Regions from separate parts of the Homo sapiens genome. Here region 1 is linked to region 2. A link is a loop called in an ENCODE intact Hi-C map of the cell type or tissue named here. Cell type or tissue: gastrocnemius medialis. All regions are shown on one strand. Links, peaks and the distances in the headings refer to the core of each region. The heading gives the core; the rest is flanking DNA.

Region 1 (10,218 bases), core at 1,444-9,443, 72 kb before region 2:
CTGCACGAGGGCGGGCCAGGACCCAGACCCCGTCCCCGCTCCGGCCCCGCAATCCAGCGGGTGACGAGCCTGACGCGCGCCGGTCGCCTGCCACCTCCCGCCCCGAGCGCCCTGGGCCAGTACCTCCCGGCCGCAGGTGAACGCTCCGCGGCCCGCCAGGCTCAAGCTCGACCGTCACAACTTTCCGTGAGGGCTGCACGTTTTTCTGAATTCAAATGCCTGCAGGTGCAACTCATGTTTGCCACACGGGCAATTAGCGGGCGCGTCCAAACGCCTGAGGCAAAACCTGAGATCATCACTGAAAAAAAAAAATCTAACAGTTCTTTGCCACTATACTAGTGTATTTAATTATGATTGCGAAAAATTGCAGAGGGAAACGATTTGCTGGCAATTAAGTAGCAACTGGTTAAAGTTTTTTTTCAATTTGTCTTTGAAGACAACTGCTGTACTATGTATAAAGAAGAGTATAGCAGGGAAGTTCGAAAGCACACACGGAATTTTAAATCTGTTAAAAATATTTTTTAAGCAAAGAAGGTGGTATTTTAAAAGCATTTAAAACAGCGCCTGGTATATAGTAAGCGCCATAGAAGTCTGTTAAGAATGCATAGGGCAAGAGAGCTCAGGGTTTTGAACGCTATCAAAATAATATGCTTATTTATCTGCAAAACACAATAGCAATTAGGCAGCACGAGATTTCCCCATTAGGTCGTTTATTCTCCTCAGCTGTTTATTCCATTTGCCTGTCCCTTGGTTGAGCGCCTTGTCTGTCTATAACCGAAAGTGCGTTTCGGGTCAGAGAGACAGAAACAGACACAGGAAACCCTTTAAAGCGCCCCCGCCGACTTAAATACGGTAGTGGATTGGAGGTGGGGAGGTGTAGGGGAGGCGTTATGTGGAGAGAAAGAAAAGAGAAAGAATGAGGGAACGGCGGGATTTCAAGCCTCCCCGCCCTTCTGCGACAACCTTTTCAGCGAAAGGGAAGGCTTAGGAAGAAAAGATGTCCGCGCGTAGAGCAAACCGCAGTTCTTTCCTTTCTTTTTGAAGGATTTGTACCATGAGTTAATTACACCAAAAGATACGAGGGACTTTATTAGAAAGGAGATGCCGTTAGGAAAGAAAGGCCAGGACGGCCGATCTAAAGGGAATGGAGAAGGGAAGACTCAGACGCCCTCCCGAAATTGGTGGTCTAGCCTGTGTTTTGTGCTAAATGTTATTTAACTTAATGGCGTGGGAGTGAGATGTTGAATGCAGAGATCTGGAAATACCAGATTTAGTGGTCCTGTTCCTCCTCCCCGACTCTTTTCACACCCATTTAATAAAAAGTTACAGTTTTTACACCCGTATTGATAAATTTGGCGATGTTGGCCAAGTATTATCTCGCCCCGCAGATTTTGAATTTTGTTGCACAAACCGATGAAATGATTGCTTTGCTATAATTGTAAAACTTTTTTGGAACGAACCTGGATTTTTTTTATGCCTCTTCATCTACTTTTTGCTTCATTAGAGCCCTCTGGTTTTCCAAGATCGACTGTCACACTTTGTTATTTGTTGCTTCTCTAAATCCTTTGAGATGCTGCTCGCAGCTACGTAAAAAACGTTGGCCACTCAGGTATTTGATGGGCTTAGAAAGTCACCAAGATGTGACACCATTTAAAAGTTTTAGCTTGGTTTCTCAGTGAAATAAGGGCATCTCTGTTAATTAGAAAACTTTGTGTTAGTCTGAGATGCCTAAGAGCATAGTCCAAATTGAAAATTCCAATATTTTGCCACATCTGAAATATAATTATTTACACAGCCTTCTCTTTCAAAGGGAGGACAAACAGGTTGCCTTGAGAAGAGCTATTCTATTTGCAATTGCTGGGGCAGGTGACAAACACGTGTGTATCTGTGGGCAGCCTTGTTGGGCTGCCTTCCCTGACTACAAGGCTTTTGTGAGCTGGTAACGCCTTAAAATGTGTGAGAATGCTGCGCCCTAGGAGTGGAGGCCAAGGGCAAGATCCTTGTACATTTCAATACCTTTTCCAACATCAGGCTGGCAGCAGGCAGGCCAACCTAGGGTCACTGTGTGACACATATTTGCAAGCCAGTAAAGCAAAACAAAGCTGAAAGCAAGTGCAAATTTAGGCCCACCAACCTTGAAGTCATCCCTGAAAGGGAGCTGCTTTACTAGTTAATTTTTCTTGCCCAGTCAGCCACACAAAATGCATTGTATTTCTTGGCTTGCCCCAGTAATTGCGACTTACTTGTTACAGCAGAAGCTTCAAGGTAGGAAATCTATGACCCAAAGCTCTCTCTCGAAAGTTAGAATGTTTAAACTGATCTTTAAAACTGTTGTTGAGGGGCAATTTATTTAAAAGCTTTTATTTTATGGTGTTGTTAGTGCTTAGCATGCCTCAGGATAAAGACTAGTTTTATTGCAGGACCCTTGAGAAGAGGGGTGTATAGCAAGTAACCAGTTTTCCGTGTGCCAGTAAGCAACAGTGAGAACACTCAGTGTATTAGCTTAACTTTTTGTGGGAGTTAAATTGATGTTGGCAGGCTTTGCCTTTAAGGAAGTTCTTTTAAATTTCCATTTTCTTGAAGTTGGTTTGATTGGCAGATTTCCCCCCTCTCTTAAGGATACAATGAAACATATTCACTTCTCTTATGAAAATATTCTTTTAATAAACTACATTCCCATCCCCTAGAAAAATGCCCAGCACACAGTAGGGGTACAATAAATGGTTTCAGATTAATTTCTTGTTAAAATTAATGAACTCTCTGCTTCTTTACTTGTATATGTAGAATTTACACTCATTGGAATAATAAAATAGAAGTAAGCAACCGTGCATTAAAAAGCTATGAAAAGATGAAGAGAATATGCCTTCAAATGGGAAGGAATACTTAACTGTGAATAAGACCTAGTTCAACATGGAACTTCCTGGTGGCCAAGTCAGAAGAGAAGCACAGTGAGTTTTCTAACTTTCATAATGAGAAAAGAGAAAGCACACTGTTTTTCAAAAAAGAAAGTTATTACCCAGTCACTGAATTCTAAAAGAACTTCATGCTTGCCTTGTTCATGGACTTCAAATAATTTAATTATTTAAAATAATTATTTTGTCTAAAATTCTCATGTGTCTCTGTTAATTATAACATGAATAATAGCATTTACATTATGCATAAATGAAGACAATAGTATATCTTCTAATAGCTGTATAAACCATCTACTAAGCTGTCAAGATTAATTGACATTAATAAAACCACTGTCTCACAGAGTTCCAAAAATATGGATTCTCTGTAAGAAAGTTTCTTCTTTCAGTGTCAGAAGAAAAAATTAAAGATTCCTGGATCTGCTTGTTTGGCATTATTTGATAAAAGTGAAAGAAAAGAAGAGGCTCTACAGGTTTCTGAAATATCAAATGCTGTGGAAATATTTAAGGCTAAATGTCTTTTCCACTAGACTACAAATAACAGCTATATTTTCTCAACACTTTTATTGAAATATTTTTATTAGATGTGTGCACATTTTTGCCCTTATCTGATTATTTTAAAATTGGCAGGTGACTTTCTGGGGAAAAAACCTTCATAGACTGGAAATAAGGAATTGCTAATTTTAGATTTACTGTGGAAAAAAATACAGGCTATTTTTAGACCTCCATATTTTACAAACTTATTGAAATATATACTTTACAAGAAACAGAAACATAGCAGTTTTTTTCCCTAGACGGGACTGGATTGATTCTACTAGAGAAGAATTTGACTACATTTTTCTGGATTTAGCCTTCAAAATAATTTAATAATATATTAGTATATTGAGAATATTGGACTGAAAATTTTTAGAGACCGATTTTGGTTTTGAATAGTAGCTCCTTACATTTCTGGGACATGAATACTTCAAAGAAACGAATAGTTTCTTGAGGAATTGCAGTATTCATTAGGGCAACACAATCTCTTTGGAAACCAAATGTCATGCTGCTTAGCAGAGAACAACCATGCTCAACTGCACAGTGGAGAAGGGCAGTGTACTGTGCCTTGAATATGGAAGAAAGGGACACTGTACATTTCCACAGCACTTTTAATCTGAGAATCCTAGGTCATTATTGAATCATGTATCAAAACTCACAGCGCTGCAGGATTTACTTGTCAAGGCTGGCTAGCAGGATTTTGCTAGAATAACAGTTGTAATGGGAACATTAATAAAGCCTGAAAATAGAAGACAAAATATGAATAGAAAATAGAAGACAAATATAAATGATGTATGTGGGTATATACTTGTCTGTCTGTCTATAGATGTAAAAGGCAGAAAATAATGAACGGTTTTATAATTAACATGACTTGTTAGTATATGAAGGACTAGGGTAATATCTGTCAGAAGACAGTAGTTCAAGTCAGAGAGGAAAATGCTGCATTTTGTAATTAAACCACCATTTGCAAAACAGAGTTTATATATTATATGTATTTGCATATTTTCTCTATTTTTGAAAATTGCATTCACTTTATTTCAGTTTATTTTATGTTTTGTCGATTCTATTGTCTGTGTTTTAAATAACTTTCTTTATGCAGTTTTTAAAATGTAGACCTTTAGAAAAACAGACTAGTATTTTAAACCTCTTGGTGTGATGGAAATAAAATTTTTATACTAAAGGGTTGGGAGAATGATTTTCTCTGATGTTCAGGTAGTACACCTGAAAAATCATGTCCTCTTTGCATGGACCCATGAAATATTGCTAAATTAGATAGTATACTTGTGAACATAGATTCTAGTTGAGATGAAAAAGGCTCAATTCAAATTTTAACGTTTTAATCATAAATTTATTTCTGTGCAATGTGAATTGGAAAAAGAATGTCCATTCTTTAATTTGATAATGAACACTTTGTTGTTATTCAAAAATGTAGTTTGAGAACTAATAGGAACATCATAGTGGGGACTACTTAAACAGAACTGTGGGAGAAATGATCAGAAAATGAAACCAAAGAGCTATGGACAGAGATAACTGACAAACTGTTAGTGTGTGCACTTGAAAGTGATAAGACTAATTTTCATTAATCATGGCTTGATTTTTCAGACTGTACCTCTCTTCATTCATTCATTCTCATTTCCATGCCACTAAAATATTGAACACCTACCTACGTTGAGCAATACTGTCTGCTAAGTAGTGTGGTGGTACCTGGTGAGCAAGATTTAATTCCTGCTCAGGAAATAGCAGGGAAAATAATACGGGAGTCTAAACAAACAACTGTTAGACAAGATAAGATGTGTTCAAGGCCAAAGTAAACAGCAGACTACATGCCATCGGCACAAAGAGAGAGAAGGTTCCTTTTTAAAGGAGAGTTCAGCAGTGATAGCTCCAAACTTTTTGTATAGAATTAGAGGCAGCAATCCTGTTGGAGGGCCGGGAGTGGCCCAAGGATTTTTGTTGCCAAACTCCATTTATATAACAAACACACTATTTTTACTTAGATATTACATTTATTGGAATATCTTTCTATTGTTCTTAAACTTTATAGGTATCTAACATCTAATCTGTTCTTTGGTGCAATTATGGGGTTAAGGGGAAAAGTGGCCTTGAGCAGGGCCTTGAAGGATATACCAAATAGCTACAATTGTAAGTAGACTTTCTTGGAGAGGGACCAGCATTTACAAAGAGACACAGAAGCTGAAGAGTGCATGTGATTCTTAGGGAAAGATGGATTATTCTTAGTTGGAATGAGGGGAATGGAAGGAAAGAGCAGGAGAGAGTTGTCTTGGGAAAATGAATTAGGCTATAGGCAAATCATGGAGGAGCTTGCGTTCTGAGCAGGGTATCTTCTTGAAGTTATTTGAGAGCCACCGGAGGTTTTTAAGAGAAGTGACAGGTTCACAGCTATTAATTCATTAGATATGCTTGTTCAATCTAGCCAAGTTTCTTTCTTTTTCTAGTTGTCACTAAATCAAATTGAAAACATTACAGTAACAGAAAAATTCCAGGACAATTTGCATTGGTAAATGGAATTTTTGATATTTTTTGTTTCTCAGTGCAAGCCATTTGGCCATTACAATAGCATTGTTAGGTAGGACTGTTGGCTCAGCACTTGGGAAGCTCATTGCTTTTAATTGGGTTGCTTGGGTTTATTTAATATGACCAAATTTATATGAAAAAAAAAAAAACATGTACACTGCCTACTTGGTGGAGTAGTCAAATAATTATGCCAGGACTTGCACATCAGCTTTTACAGATTTATTTTAAAATCCGCCATGTCATAATTAAAATCAGAACATGGTTATATTCTCAGTGATTAAGAGAACTTTCTAAAGTGAGATTTTCAGTTTCACTGACTTCAAAGTAACACATAGTACATTAACACTGCTGGGTATCTGGGACTTACTCAGATTAAATACTTTCAGTGAAAGATTGAGCCATGATTCTTTCCTGCTACTTTCTTATTGAAAGAACTAGGTTACTGTTATCTTTCTACAGGGTGCCATAAATAAATGTTTAAGGATTTTAAAACTCAGGGGTCATTTAACTATTTTTAGTCACATAAAGTTACGCCCTTCCCTGAAAGGCCTTGTTGAAATGGAGGTAACTTGCATTTAAATATTGAATATTCAATCAATAATTAAAGTGATGTTTAATAAGGAAATGCAAGACAGCCTTAAATGGTAATTTTAAGTACCCCTTTCATAGATGAGAAAAAATAAGATAAAAATAAGGCCTCTATTAGTCAATACAAGTTAATCAGGGAGCATTCTCGTTGAATTAGAGAGGGTATTTTGCAGCACTGAGAAATTCTTGTCAGAAATTACCTTACTTCCAGCTTTATCCATTGATCAACCATTTATTGAGCTCTTTAGGGAATTCAAACGCAATACAACATGCGATTATTGCCCTTGGGGGGATTTAATATCTAGCGAATACATTAATAATGATCATCATAGATCCCCTTTATCTAGTGCTTGCTATGTGTCTGACACTTTTTAAATCCACAAAGCACCACGTAGATTAATTTATTTAATCTTCACTAGAACAACCTAAGGTAGGTACAGTCATTACCTTTATTTTACTGGTGACGAATCAGACCCTGTGAAGGTAAGTAGTTCATTGGTATTAAAGGGTAGAGTCAGGTTCCACCAAGGGAATCTAACTATGAGCCAGTGCTCCTACCCATTACTGGATATTGCCTCCAAGAATAATAATGCATGTGACACAGACATAAACAGTGTAAACAGTCAGAAGCAACACATAGGTTAAGAAAAAATTGCTTCCCAATGGCCATTTATAAGTGTGGTGTTTAGCATGCCAAACATTTATTCACAGAAACTATGTGATATGTGGCAGTTAGTTTTTTGGGTCTATTCTCATAACGCTTAACTACTCCACAATAAACCCCAGGAAAATGCTACACATTGGGTAAAGTATATATTGCTCAGGTGACGTGACACCAAAATCTCAGAAATCACCACTGAAGAACTTATTCATGTGACCAAACACCATCTGTTCCCCAGAAACCTATGGAAATAATAAAGAAAGAAACGCGCTTTGGAATCAGATACCACGGGGGCCGGTCATATTCAGCTGTCACTAGCTGCATGACCTTGAGTGTGCTACTTTTTCTGAAATCTAGACCTCATCCAAGAGGTTAATGATACCTAACAATAGAGTAAAGCTCAAATAGAATAATGCTTTAAAACTAGTTTGACATATGGAAAGAGACAGATATAGCTGACCTTTTTTTTTTTTTTTTTTTGAGATGGAGTTTTGCCCTTGTTGCCCAAGCTGGAGTGCAATGTCATGATCTTGGGTCACTGCACCCTCCGCCTCCCAGGTTCAAGTGATTCTCCTGCCTCAGCCTCCCAAGTAGCTGGGATTACAGGCACATGCCACCACGCAGGGCTAATTTTGTATTTTTAGTAGAAACGGGGTTTCAACATGTTAGCCAGGCTGGTCTCGAATTCCTGACCTCAGGTGATCCGCCTGCCTTGGCCTCCCAAAGTGCTGGGATTACAGGTGTGAGCCACCATGCCTGGCGATATAGCTGATTAATCCTGACTCCCAAGAACAAAGGACAAAGTTGCCTATTATTTTTGGTTTCCTCATTAAAAGCATCTTTTATTGCTTTTCTATCATAATATCAATACATGTTAAATGCAGAAAAATTAGTAAATCATGTTAGCAGTAATAAGAACATTTAAATTGCCACTTAATTGATAACCAGAGACAGTTACTGTTAATATTTCATTGATTTTCCTTCCAGCTTTTATGATTTTTTTTCCTTTTCACAAAATATGAGATCATTTTGCCTCATACTGTTTTGTAATCTGCTTGGACATTTAATGAGATGGACATTCCATCTCATTAAATATTCTTTTATAACATAATTTTCTCCCCTGATAATATAGTAAATCTTGGTATGAATGTATCATACATTTACTTAACTAGTTGTTATTATTGGGCATTTAAATGGTTACATTTTTTCTATTGTGGACCGAAGAAATGTATTGTGCTGAAGAAATCTTACAGGTTAAAAAAGTATACATGTTTTAGATTATTTTAAGTCTAAATTATTAGAAATAGTCAGGTGACCAAATGGTGTTCATATTTTAAACACTTTTTGATATTTTCTGCCAAACTACCTTTCATAACAGTTGACTAACTTATATCTCTGCCAGCAAAGTGAGAGTACTCAGTTCTCTGAATTGTCATCAATACTCGATAGTTCGATAGTTGCCAGCCTGATAGGTGAAACAGGATCTATCATTTTAATTTTAGTTTTTTCTTACTATTAATGATGTTAGAGATTGTTTTCATAGTTTTTATTGGCTATTTATACTTTTTTGACTATTAGTATACTTAATGTTTCTGAAATAATTGTCTTGTTATTAGTGAGTTAAAGGTGGTCATTTTAAATCAAGGCACTTAATGTTTGCCTCATATATCACAAATTTACATATGTATTTATTTCAGTTTGCTCTTTAAAAAATCTTATTTATGAACTTTTTGATATGCAGGTGTTGAAATTTTTATATTCTAATTTATGAAGTTTATCTGTTTTTTTAAATTATACTTCAAGTTCTAGGGTACATATGCACAACGTGCAGGTTTGTTACATATGTATACATGTGGCATGTTGGTGTGCTGCACCCGTTAACTCGTCATTTACATTAGGTATATCTCCTAATGTTATCCACTCCCCCTCCCCCCACCCCCAAGTTTATCAGGTTTTAATATTTTTCCCCACTTAAAAAAACTTTAGAATTTACTTTGGTATATTTTGTGATATAAGAGTTATTTTTAGTCCATTAATTCAAGAAAACATTAACTGCATGTGTACAATGTACCAGGTATCATGCTTTTGCCTGGGGAATAATTGGTGCATGACACAGGCAGAATTCCTATCCTCATGAAGCAGCTGCTCCTTCAAATGGCTGGTTGTGTCATTATCAACTGTTGATGCCCATGCATGACTTTTTCACTGACTTAAATGTCTGCTTCATTACATACCAAATTCATGTGGAGAACTGGGTCTGCTTAAAGACCTACTATTTAATTCCATTCATTTGTTTCTCTGTATCTGTGTCAGCATCTGTTTGAATTATTGTAATTTTAAAACAATGTATTTTAATAGTAAGGCAAGGGCTATCTTCATTCCTCTTACTTTTAAAATTTTGCCTTGACTTGTCTCTTGCATTAGAAAATATTTTTATTGTGGTATAATATATATACATTTGCTATTTTGACCATTTTTTGAATGTACAATTCAATGGCATTAATTATACTCACAATATTCTACAACCACCACTACTATCTATTTCTAAGATTTTTTTGTCGCCCCCAAACAGAAACTCTGTACCCATTAAGCAGTAACTTCCCGTTATTCATTCTGTCAAGCCCCTGGTAACCTGTAGTCTACTTTCTGTCTCTCCCAATTTGCCAATTCTAGATATTTCACAGAAGTAGAACCATACGATATTTGTCCTTTTTTGGTCTGGCTTTTTTCATTTAGCATAATGTTTCCAAGATTCATCCATGCTGTAGCATGTATCAGAACTTCATTTATTTTTGTGGCTGAAAAATATTCCATTGTATATATATATACCACATTTTGTTAGTCTATTCCGCTGTTAAGGACATTCCTTGTATTTATACTTTTGGAACAACTTTAGAATAATTTTGTTGAAACTCTCCCAAATCCCCTAATTTCTTCTTAACATCCTTTCATGTCCGTTTCTATCTCTATTACAATCTAGTAATGCTACTC
Region 2 (10,218 bases), core at 1,306-9,305:
CTTGTTGTTTAACCTGATTTGCATGACCTCTAGAAGATATGTTTAGCATTACAAGCCTCTATGAATAGATATTTTGTCCATTTTTCCTGAAAAGGGGTGTTATAGTTTGGGTTCCCAGGAATCAGACTCTGATACACTGAGATTTGTGTACAGTGGGTGTGTTGGGAAGGGTTCTTGGCAACAATATCTTTGAGGGGTAAAGAATGCAAGATTAGGCAGAGAAGAAGCTGGATTACAAAGATGTTGCAATAAAAGTCTTAGCTATTCCTATGGGGAGTGCTGGAGCTGGGGTAGTCCTTGGGCCGAGGACGTCAGTTCTTTATAAAAATCAGTCACCAGATGAGCAAGTAAAGGATTTTTATCCCTATTGGGCAGATAAAGAAACAGGCACAGGGTTGAAAACTAACTGCCCAAAGTCACATAACTTTTAAGAGGAATAGCTGCAGGTTATTTCTGCTGAGGCCCAACTCCAGACACATGGTTGAGCCAGATAATACATCACCCCTGGCAGAGGGGTACAGGATATGGTCTCCCATCGAACAGTGACCTAAGTAAAATAAATGTGCCTCTGAATTTCTGTAAAATTTAAATGTGCATATCTTTTGGTTTTGCATAATATAGAAAATTTTATATATTTAATAAAAAATTATTTTTGACTGGTAAAATTTTCAAACAATTTTTTTGACACCAAGATTTTGTCTTTTGACTTATAGCTTAATGGTAACTTCAGAATAATACTCTTCTTAGATCTCATGTTAGCTGACCTTTTCTTAAAAATAGATCAGAAGACCATCTCAATGTGCTAAATACTGTCCCTTGAATTAAAGTACACCAAAATAATAAATGTTGTGTAACTTTTATAGTTTATAGAGTTCTCCACATAATCCACACAGTGTGGGTTTGAGGTAATGTTGCCAGAGCATAAATGTGAAATCCATGGCTGTGAAAAGTTGTGAGATTTGCCTGAGGTTACAGTCATTGCAGGTGATCCCGGCCTCCTGTACACCTTACCTGGGTCTGCATGTCCCATGTGCTCCATACGCTGCCTCACTCCAGCGAACATTCCGCGATGGCTCTGTATCCAAGAAGTAGGGTGTTGTACTTATGAATCAATGGAAGGACCAAGGCCCCTGTGCTTTCAGTGTGAGAGGAGCAGCCAAAACCACTGCAAAGAGGGGTTGGAAATCTGATCTCCCATGAGAGCTGAGGAAAAAAATTGCTTCTGGAAAGGGATGAAAGGTTTTAATATAACTCATTATCTGTTTTCTTTGGATGAACTTTCTGCTATTAGTCAACGTGATTTGGGCTTGGATACCACATTAGAACCGGTAACAGAAAATATTGATCCTACAACTTGTGAGAAGCCTGAAATGGGTATGAGTTTATCTCAACACTTCCATAAATGGCAACTTGCATTCCAGTTATTTGAAACTTTCTTTATTATTATTATTTGAAAGGGATCCAGCTAAAACATAATTTGTTTGGATTCTTGGGTCAACGATTTTACTTCTACTGGCAAAAAATATACTACATAAAATGGCTATGTATATTTTTCTTAACTTTCCTTTCCTTTTTGGTCACTTAGCCAGAGTGAGGTCCTGGAGAATATTCTGCACATGCTTTAGTGTGGGGAAAATGAGTGTATGTGTGAGAGACAGAGCAAGTAAAGGGAGCTGGCTGCATCTCAATGTGTTAGATAACGATGAGCTTGGCTTGTTAAATAGACCAAACCTGTGAGGAACAGCTCTGAAAGTGTTTGGCTAGGGTTTGCTCTCACAGCGCTTAGTAACACTAATAGTGCTAATAACACTTAATAGCACTTCGTAATACTGCTTAATAAGTGTGATGTAGTGATGTGTGTATCAACTAGTAAGTGTTGGAAGATGACTTCCTGGAGATAGTGGTCGAGACCATGGCAGCACCCAGACTCCTTGTCCTCCAGAGTGGTTGTCATGGAAAGTGCCACAAGGCTGCAGTACACTGCTAGGTGGGTCTAACCTCTGGTCAGGCCAGGGTAGTGCCACTTTTGTTGGGGACAATGACCAAAGTTGTGTTGCTGCCAATAATAAAGATAGACATTTTTAGAGCAGATGAACAGGACAAGAAAAGATGATGGACAGTTCCTAGGTTCTCTATGGTTACAATGAAAGCAGTTTTGTATAGAGTTGAAATGTCCATGGGTATACAAAAAAATTTACTAAGTGTTGTCAACGAGTGAAAGCACTAATTATAACAACTTGGGAAATAAAATACCAGTGTTAGAAGTCTTATCATATGACAATTGTAGTAATTTTAAAGAGAATTAACAGGTTTTGGGGCTTGAGGGTTACAGAAAATATTCAGGGCTGAATCCAATAATTGGGTTGCAGGTGTTAGTGCTGAAAACCTTAAAAATGTTCATAAACTTGATTGAGCAGTTGCTTCTGGGAATTAATCCTAAATAAATAATGAAGAATACATGCAAACAACTACAAGAATTGTCTTTGAAACTTGTTTATATTAGTTAAAAATTGGAACAACGAAATGTTGAAAACCAGAGATTTGTTAAATAGGTTATGATATAATAGAATCTCATTTAGTCATTAAATATGATGAGATAGAAATATGCCTAGCTGGGTGTGATGGCTCTCGCCTATAATCCCAGCACTTTGAGAGGCTGAGGTGGGTGGATTATTTGAGCCTAGGAGTTCAAGACTAGCCTGGGCAGCATGGCAAAACCCTGTCTCTACAAAAAATGCAAAAATTAGCTGGATGTGGTGGTGTGCATCTGTGGTCCCAGCTACTCGGGAGGTGAGGTAGGAGGATCATTTGAACCTGGGAGGCAGAGAGTAGTGAGCCGAGATCCCACCATTGCACTCCAACTTGGGCAACAGAGCAAAACCCTTTCAAAAAAAAAAAAAGGCTTAGTATCTGGGGTGACAAGAAATCTGTACCACAAATTCCTGAGACATGATTTTACCTGCATAACAAACCTGCACATGTATTCCTGAACCTAAAATAAAAGTTGAAAGAATAATAAGGAGAAATATGCCTGCTTACATGTTACATACATATGCCTTATAAATAACTTTGAGATATTTCAAACTCACCAAAAACTTGAAGGAATGGTGCAGTGAATATGTGTTAACAACATGTCTCTGTGGATAGGTTCTTCTTTTTGGCCCAGCCTTCTGAAAGTAGTGTACCAATGTCATGAAATTTCACCTCTTAATACTTCATTTGGCACTCCTTTCAAGAGTAAGAGTATTCTCTCTCACAACACCATTACCACACCTAAGAAAATAATCATGGATTCAATAAGATCATTTGCAAACATACTTAAATTGTCCTAAAATATTCCTTATAGCTTTTTTTTTCTGATTCAAATTCCAATGAAATTTTACTCATGACGTTAACTATTATATATCCTTAGTAGCTCTCAATCTTTGAAAACTGTCTCCTCTATTCTTTGATGACTTCAAATCCTTTGGGAAGTCCAGGATAACCATTATGCAGAATGCCCAACATCTTGGATTAGCTTGTTTCATCATGATTAGAATTGGTTAAACATTTTAGGCAAGAACACTTAATAGGCGATGTGCATACTTCTCACTACATTGCATCAGGAAGCATATAGTATCAGGCCACCAAATTACTGGCAAAGTCAAGCTTCGCTGGCTGGAGGATAACAGATGCTTTTATTATAAAGGCACATTTTCCCCTTTATAATTAAAAATAGGTGATATTTTGCAATGTAGATGTACATTTTTCAACATAGAAAATTATGTTCTATTAAGTATAGATAGAAAATTACAAATTGTAGGCAGCTTAATTTTGTTAAAATGATATATATATACATACACACAGGGCAAGGTTTGGAAGAATATATATCCCAAATCATTTACAGTGGTTATGTCAAGATAGTGTGATTATATGTGAGTTTAATTTTGTCTTTTTTATTTGATTATTTTCCTTCTTTTTATGATGACTCTACATAATTTACATTATTTTCAAAGTGAATAGAATGAATTGGCTGTGGCTGATGTGTTATACTCTATTTTAGATAAGTGAATATGGTATATTTGTTTTCATTGTGTCCCTTCCCTGCTTTGGTGACACTAACGTTGAAGAGGTTGTCTGCAGGGCTGAAGTTATTCTCATTTTAATGCCAGGTCCTACTGGGCATATTTCTCTAGGAGAAAACAGTTACATTAATTCAAGGGTGGAATTCTCACACTGGTCTTCTCTCCAGAATTTTCAACACATTTATTTTAATAAGTGCAGTGTAAAAGTGACACAATTTAAAATAAAGTCATCACAGAATTTAAAGCACTTGTTTGCTTCTTGCTCCAGGATGTGTAAAAAATGTCTTAATTCTGAGCAGCATTTTTGCATTTTGCCTCCAAAAGTGAATATATTATGATTATGACCTACAGTGACTTGACCTCTTTGCAGATGTCTTCTGGTAATTTCAGTAAAGGAAGTAAACTTTATTCAGCACAGTCACAGATCTCTTGAGTCAAGGAGATGGGAACTTAGGCTCATCTTGTCTGCTGACACCTAAATGTATGCCAGGTAGTAGGGCAACCAAAGACCAGAGGCATAGTATCTGGGACAAGGCTAGGAAACCATGTTGGCTAAATGACAGAGTTGAAGACGGCCAGATCACAGCCTCTGGCTGCCTTTGTTATGGATACCAGCCTGTTGTTGCTGGAAGCAAAGGCTGCCACAGGCTTTCAGTGGAAGCTGACCAGGCAGGAGGAAATAATGTTGGGTTCTCTCCTTGGGGAAAGCTTCGTTTCATCACTCGGAAGGCAGACAAGCTGGTGCAAAAGGAAACCCACACCTAGTAACTGATACACAGCAGTGACGTCCTGCTGGGAGATCTGAAGAACAGGGCAAGATGGAATTTTGCATTCCATTAACTGTAAGCAGGACGTGAGGGATTAAAGGGGACTTGGAGTGCGCAGCACAAAGCTAAAAATTATTTACTAGCCTGAAGAACTTAAGACAGTATCATTAGTATGTATTTGTAAGAGTAAACCCTCTGATATATTTCTGGAAAATATAATAAGGCTGGCTCCAGGCAAAACTGGTGAATGGGTGGTGTAATTTTATGATACGCTACTTCTATTTCAATACTTATCTGTACCAACCCTGGCATCCCATTTTCTTACTGCTATATTCTTTTCCACTGAAGAATCTGCTCTCAATTTTATACCTTTGAATTCAGGTAGTAAACTTGCCCTTGTAATCCTTGGAACTGAAATAACTCTAAACTAAGCATCAGAAGACTGGGCTCAAGTTTCAATTCCTTCACATACTGGTTACATGAACTTGATCGGACCTGTTAACTTCTCCGAGCCTCAGTTTTATCATCTGTAGATGGGAATCATAAACTGATATGTAACTTAGGTCTCCCTGTATAGAGAGAAGAGAAGAAGATGGGAACTAATGCTTGTTGAACGTCTCCCACATGCCAGGCTCTGTGCTGAAATAACTTGTGCAGCAGTGGTCTCTGTTTGAGCCCAGGCTACAGTCACCATTTGGAGTCTGGAATGTCCATGCATGTCTGGTGCCCTGGCAAGATGGACCTTCCAGCGTTTGAGGGAACTAAGAAGCATCCTTGAAGAGAAGTTATCTCAAAGGAAGAACAAATTCAACAGACAAGCTTAGTTCTATAATACCTTATTAGCAGGGAAGAGTTTCTGAGTAAAGCATAGTGTTTGTCACTTACAACATTCATGAGTCCAGACTCTCATGGATTTACATCTGAAGCCTATGAATAAATGGAGCTATAAATGAAAAAAAAAAAAACCTCGTAAAAACAAAGCTTTATAAGAAACCAGGGAGCAAACAGCACTGCTTTCACACCTTTGTGGAAAAACATAATGCTAGAGGAAGAGTTGCATTCCCTCTGTGGTAGTTTATATACAAGATGGCTACCATCAATTCTTTCTATTCTTACATGTCATTCCCCAGCCAAGAAGTGGAATCTATTTCTCCAATTCCTTTGAAACTGGACTGACTTTAGTGACTTGTTTGACTACTGGAACTAAATAGAAGTAATTTTCAGGGATTTCTGAGCCTTACTCATAAGAAGCCTCGAAGCTTCCATTTGAGTCTCTTGGGATGATTTTTTCTCTGAATTCTAAGTACCATGTAAGAAGTCCAACTACTCAAGATCATCATTCATGAAAAGTCCAAACCATATGGATAGGCCCTGGAGGCTGAGACAGCATGTGGAGAGAGAGATAGGCCAAGGAGCACTGAAGCATCAGACATTTTAACAGCCAATAATGACAGAAGAAGAGTCTCAATTCCCAGCTGCCCAACGGGGATGGCACTGGGATCAGAGATGAGCCACCAAGCCCAGCTCTCCTCACAAAGAGTAATAAACAAAACATTACAGTCATGTAAAGTCACTAAGTGGCTTTAAAAAGAAGAGAAGACCACATGTGTGCAAGTCCTGCAAGTGTTCTAAAAATCGTGTCTGAGAGCTATTTTGTAAAATAAAACAAATTTCAAAGGTTATTTCTGCGAAATAATAGAAAAATTTTATGGATGGAAATGAGGGGATGGTTAAGGTTGGTCACTCATGGGAGAGAACAAGCAGACCGTTGTTTAGTTGGCTATGAACATTTTAACCATGACCTGCCTTCTGGTCATGCTTGGGCTCCCATAGGAAGAAATTTCAAATTAAGTCATGGGGCAGATGGTATCTCGGAGGCCTGTGGATGAGCTTTCATAGATTCCCTCAGTCGGAGTTCAAATCAAGAAGGCTTTGAGAGAACCTGCTCCTTCATGTCCAGAATTGGCCCTGGCATCCCAAGTTATATTGGACTGGGTTATGTTGAAATGGCTTCAGGGTATGGACACAAAGAATCTCTGGGGCAACAGACAAAGTCAATATATACCTATGAATTATGTTATTTGTTCAGAATAAATGCTTCTTTACTATGTTGATGACCCAGCTGGGACGTCTCCTTATGAGAGAGTTAAAATGAAAACAAAAACCAGGTGGAAATGATTGAGTACAAAGAGAGAGATCAGGTCCTTTTGGCCAAAAACCTGGCCCCTGTGTGAAAGACCCAGGATACTACATCAGACATTCTGTGGCCAGTGAGCTAGACATGGTCATGCAAGGCCACCACCACCCCGTTAAGGGTGTTAGAACTCATTGAGTGGCAGTACACAGTCTATGCTAGTCATCCTGCGCTTTGGCAGGGGGTGAGGTTCTGTCGTTCGAGAGAGGCACTCTTGGCAAACTGTGTTCCTGTTTGAGGATTGAACAATTAACAAAGCGATAATTCTCCTTCAGTGTTGGAAGTACAAGGGAGTCAATGTACTGACGCTGAGTTGAAGCAGACGTGTCGGTAGATAGAGTGATACATTTATTCCAGGAGCCATGAAGAGGTTATCATGGCTCTACTATATTACAGGTTTACATCAGGTACTTTTTCAAGGAAACTTTCTCCCGCTAGTTGGTTCAGGTGTGGAGATATACAAGTCCTGAAGCAGGAGATCTTTGGGTCAGTGGATTCAAGAAGGTAATTATTCACTGAGGTGCATTTCTTACACTTGGTCATGCCTTACCCTTGGGCATTGTATGTGTTGAATCATTTTCTTTTTATTAGCCATGAAAATAATCACTCTGTGTTGGGCTGTCATTGTGTTCTATTTTTCTGGCATTTTAATTTTTTAAAAATTGCCTTTCGCTAACTTGAAAACAATGTGTTTTCAGGCTCCAGGTTGTCTGCTCACTAGTGAGTGGGGTCTTGGGTCAGGTCATTCAGATTCCCACAGGATTCATTACTCACCTACATTGTGGTCTGCCAATGCACACCATATACCAATTGCAAGTAACTATATAGCAGGCTTTTGTCTCTAATAAAGGAGCAGGAAATCAGAGGCAACAACTACTTCCTGACAAATTCAGTTCTCTCTCTTTCACTGAGTAGATGTTCTTTTGATTACTTAAACATAGAGGGGAAAAACAAGTTCCAACCTCTGTGGGCAAGCTTTGGCTAGAACGCCATCCAAACCCTGCGGGGCCGCTCGTGAGGCCTTGTTTTTCTCCGAGTCTATTGCTGTGTAATAGAAACCTTCTATAGGAAATTAATGATTAAATATATTCATTCTCAGAATATGCAGGGAATTTTGTTTAAAATCGTTTCATAAAATGAGGGGCAAACTGGGTCTTCCCTTTATTGCTAATATCCCTGAGATCAGTACTTGGACCTAGGGCAAACTTGACCGCACGCCTATACCATTGTCTGAATTGAGGGTTTTGCCTCTGTGAGGTTTGCATCCATATAGATGGAAGGTATGTCTGGTCAGGTCTACATACCTGGTGAAAATGAAAAGGTTGCATACATTCTCCTCCCACCTGCTCTGGAGATTTGGGACTAGAAAGGCAGATTAAAAAATTTGCACTGGTATGTAGTGAGACCAAGCCTTCATATAATAGGGAGATAGTCAGCTATGTAGCTGTGTCAATATTGCTGGGCTTGGGTAGAGGAGAAATACAGAAAATAAAACGTTCAGATTTACACATACTTGGAAGAGGAGATCAAAGAGCTGCATCTCAGATGAATGTTACTGTTTGGTTTATGTGCAGAACTTTCTTGGCACTTTGAGGTTACTTCTGCAAAAATGCAAGTAAAGAAAATAAGAAACCAGCAACTCAGGAGAGATGCAGGAGCATGTTCAAGGGATCTGCATCAATTGGCAGAGAGTCTGGCAGGTGAAGATATTTACTCGAACTTCTCGTAACTGAGATCTCTTATCCTGGCGTGTTCTGAGCAAATTTGAGGGAGGATAAAAATTATCCTTTGGAAGGAAAGTATGAAAGGGAGATGGAAGATAAAGAAGGACAAGAAAGGGAAAAGGATGCTATATTAAAACTTCTTATTCCAGACCCAGAAGCAAAAGGTATGTAGTAATTATATCCAAATCCATCTATCCATCCATCCTTTTTGACATATGTTCATGCAGAAAAGAGAATAAGAGACCTAGGCTTGCTACTACATACCATTCTTTGAAAGTGGTTTGCCTCAATTTGATGCCTCCCAGATGGATCCGTTAATTTTTTTTCTTTTTTTGTAGAGATACAGTCTCACCATGTTGGTCAGGCTGGTCTTGAACTCCTGGGCTCAAGCCATCCTCTCCTCTTGGCCTCCAAAATTGCTGGGATTACAGGTGTGAGCCACCATGCCTGGCCTTCAGATAGGTGCTTTTAAAAGTTCTGTGTGGCCTCTTCACAATGTAACATTTGAGTTGTTAGGTGGGGGCGGAGTGCAGGGTATTCAGTCTGAGAGCCAATCTTTATAACCAATACTCTTTTGTTGTGGTGAAGCTATGAAGAGAAGCAATGAGTCAGATGGTGAAAGGATCCAGCTTTCCCTTCTACTTTAATACCTGGACTGGGGACACATTTGGTAAAGCCCAGTGGAGAAAGGTATCCCTGTCAAAGTTGTATCCATTGTATGGATGAATAGAGAGTTTTTGTCTCTTAGGATGTCAGTCCAGCACCAACCATCAGAATTAAGTTCACTCAAAAATTTAAAGCAAAGCACCCCCTGCAACTTTTCCTACATCCCTGCAGGATTATATTACTATAATCAAAGAGAATCCAGAAAGAAACGGCCTTGCAGGTTATCTGGTTCATCCTCTGTTTGCAGGTTTCCTCCTTCAGCAGAGCCACTACTGTTTGGCTCTGTCCGGTTTCCAGTGTCCTGAGTGAGGGAGCTTCCCGCCTTTCCCTTGGGAGGCCATTCTCAAATCCAGCAGTTCTCACTGCCAGGAAGTCTCTGATAGGCATCTAGAATTTTCCCTTCTTCAGCTGTATCTCATTATACCCTCTCTCCCCTCTCTGGCTGCATGCTGTTTCCCGCCTTGGCCTTCGTGGGCTACACTATATGAAAACTCCTTTCAGGTCATTCGTTTTCCTTTACACATCCTGCTTTCAGTTCTGAAGATGGCAGAGGTTCCTTTTTGAGACTCCCTCTACCATATTTTGTTTGCCTCTTTCTGCATATGTGAGCACAGAATGTACTGTCTCATCTTCAACATAAAGTTGGGTGTTACTAACAACTTGTTTTTGTAGCTTTTGTCATTCTTTTTTCCTCCACAGAAACTAATTATAATCTGACTATGAAGCTTTAGTGTGTTTTCCCAATAGGTTTACTCTTCACAGGGTAACTTTGTGTTAACTTTGAGGATTACAAATCAGCCTGT

The links. A loop is a pair of places that touch in the nucleus more often than their neighbours do. Peaks named below come from ENCODE experiments on the same cell type or tissue, not always from the same donor. Only the 100,000 strongest peaks of a DNase experiment are listed, where the experiment ranks them.
Region 1: it touches region 2 in a loop (5-fold over the local background); 13 of 110 quality-filtered maps call a loop at or near these places.

The regions. Positions count from the first base shown.
Region 1 is chr6:125,737,632-125,747,849 of GRCh38, reverse strand. The region is part of intron 1 of HEY2-AS1 (HEY2 antisense RNA 1); the gene reads left to right. Among named protein-coding and RNA genes, the nearest start is that of HEY2-AS1, 6.7 kb to the left of the region's middle. RefSeq lists a silencer at 1-63 and an enhancer at 1,834-2,501. In gastrocnemius medialis, for the core only: no CTCF peak of the experiment used is centred there; a DNase peak (open chromatin) is centred at 1,889; H3K4me3 peaks cover 4,268 bases; H3K27ac peaks cover 4,937 bases.
Region 2 is chr6:125,665,269-125,675,486 of GRCh38, reverse strand. The region is part of intron 2 of HEY2-AS1 (HEY2 antisense RNA 1); the gene reads left to right. LINC02523 (long intergenic non-protein coding RNA 2523) reads right to left here and starts at 1,134. Exons shown (of 4, transcript NR_038906.1): 1 at 1,012-1,134. RefSeq lists an enhancer at 4,323-5,033. In gastrocnemius medialis, for the core only: no CTCF peak of the experiment used is centred there; a DNase peak (open chromatin) is centred at 4,686; H3K4me3 peaks cover 935 bases; H3K27ac peaks cover 1,333 bases.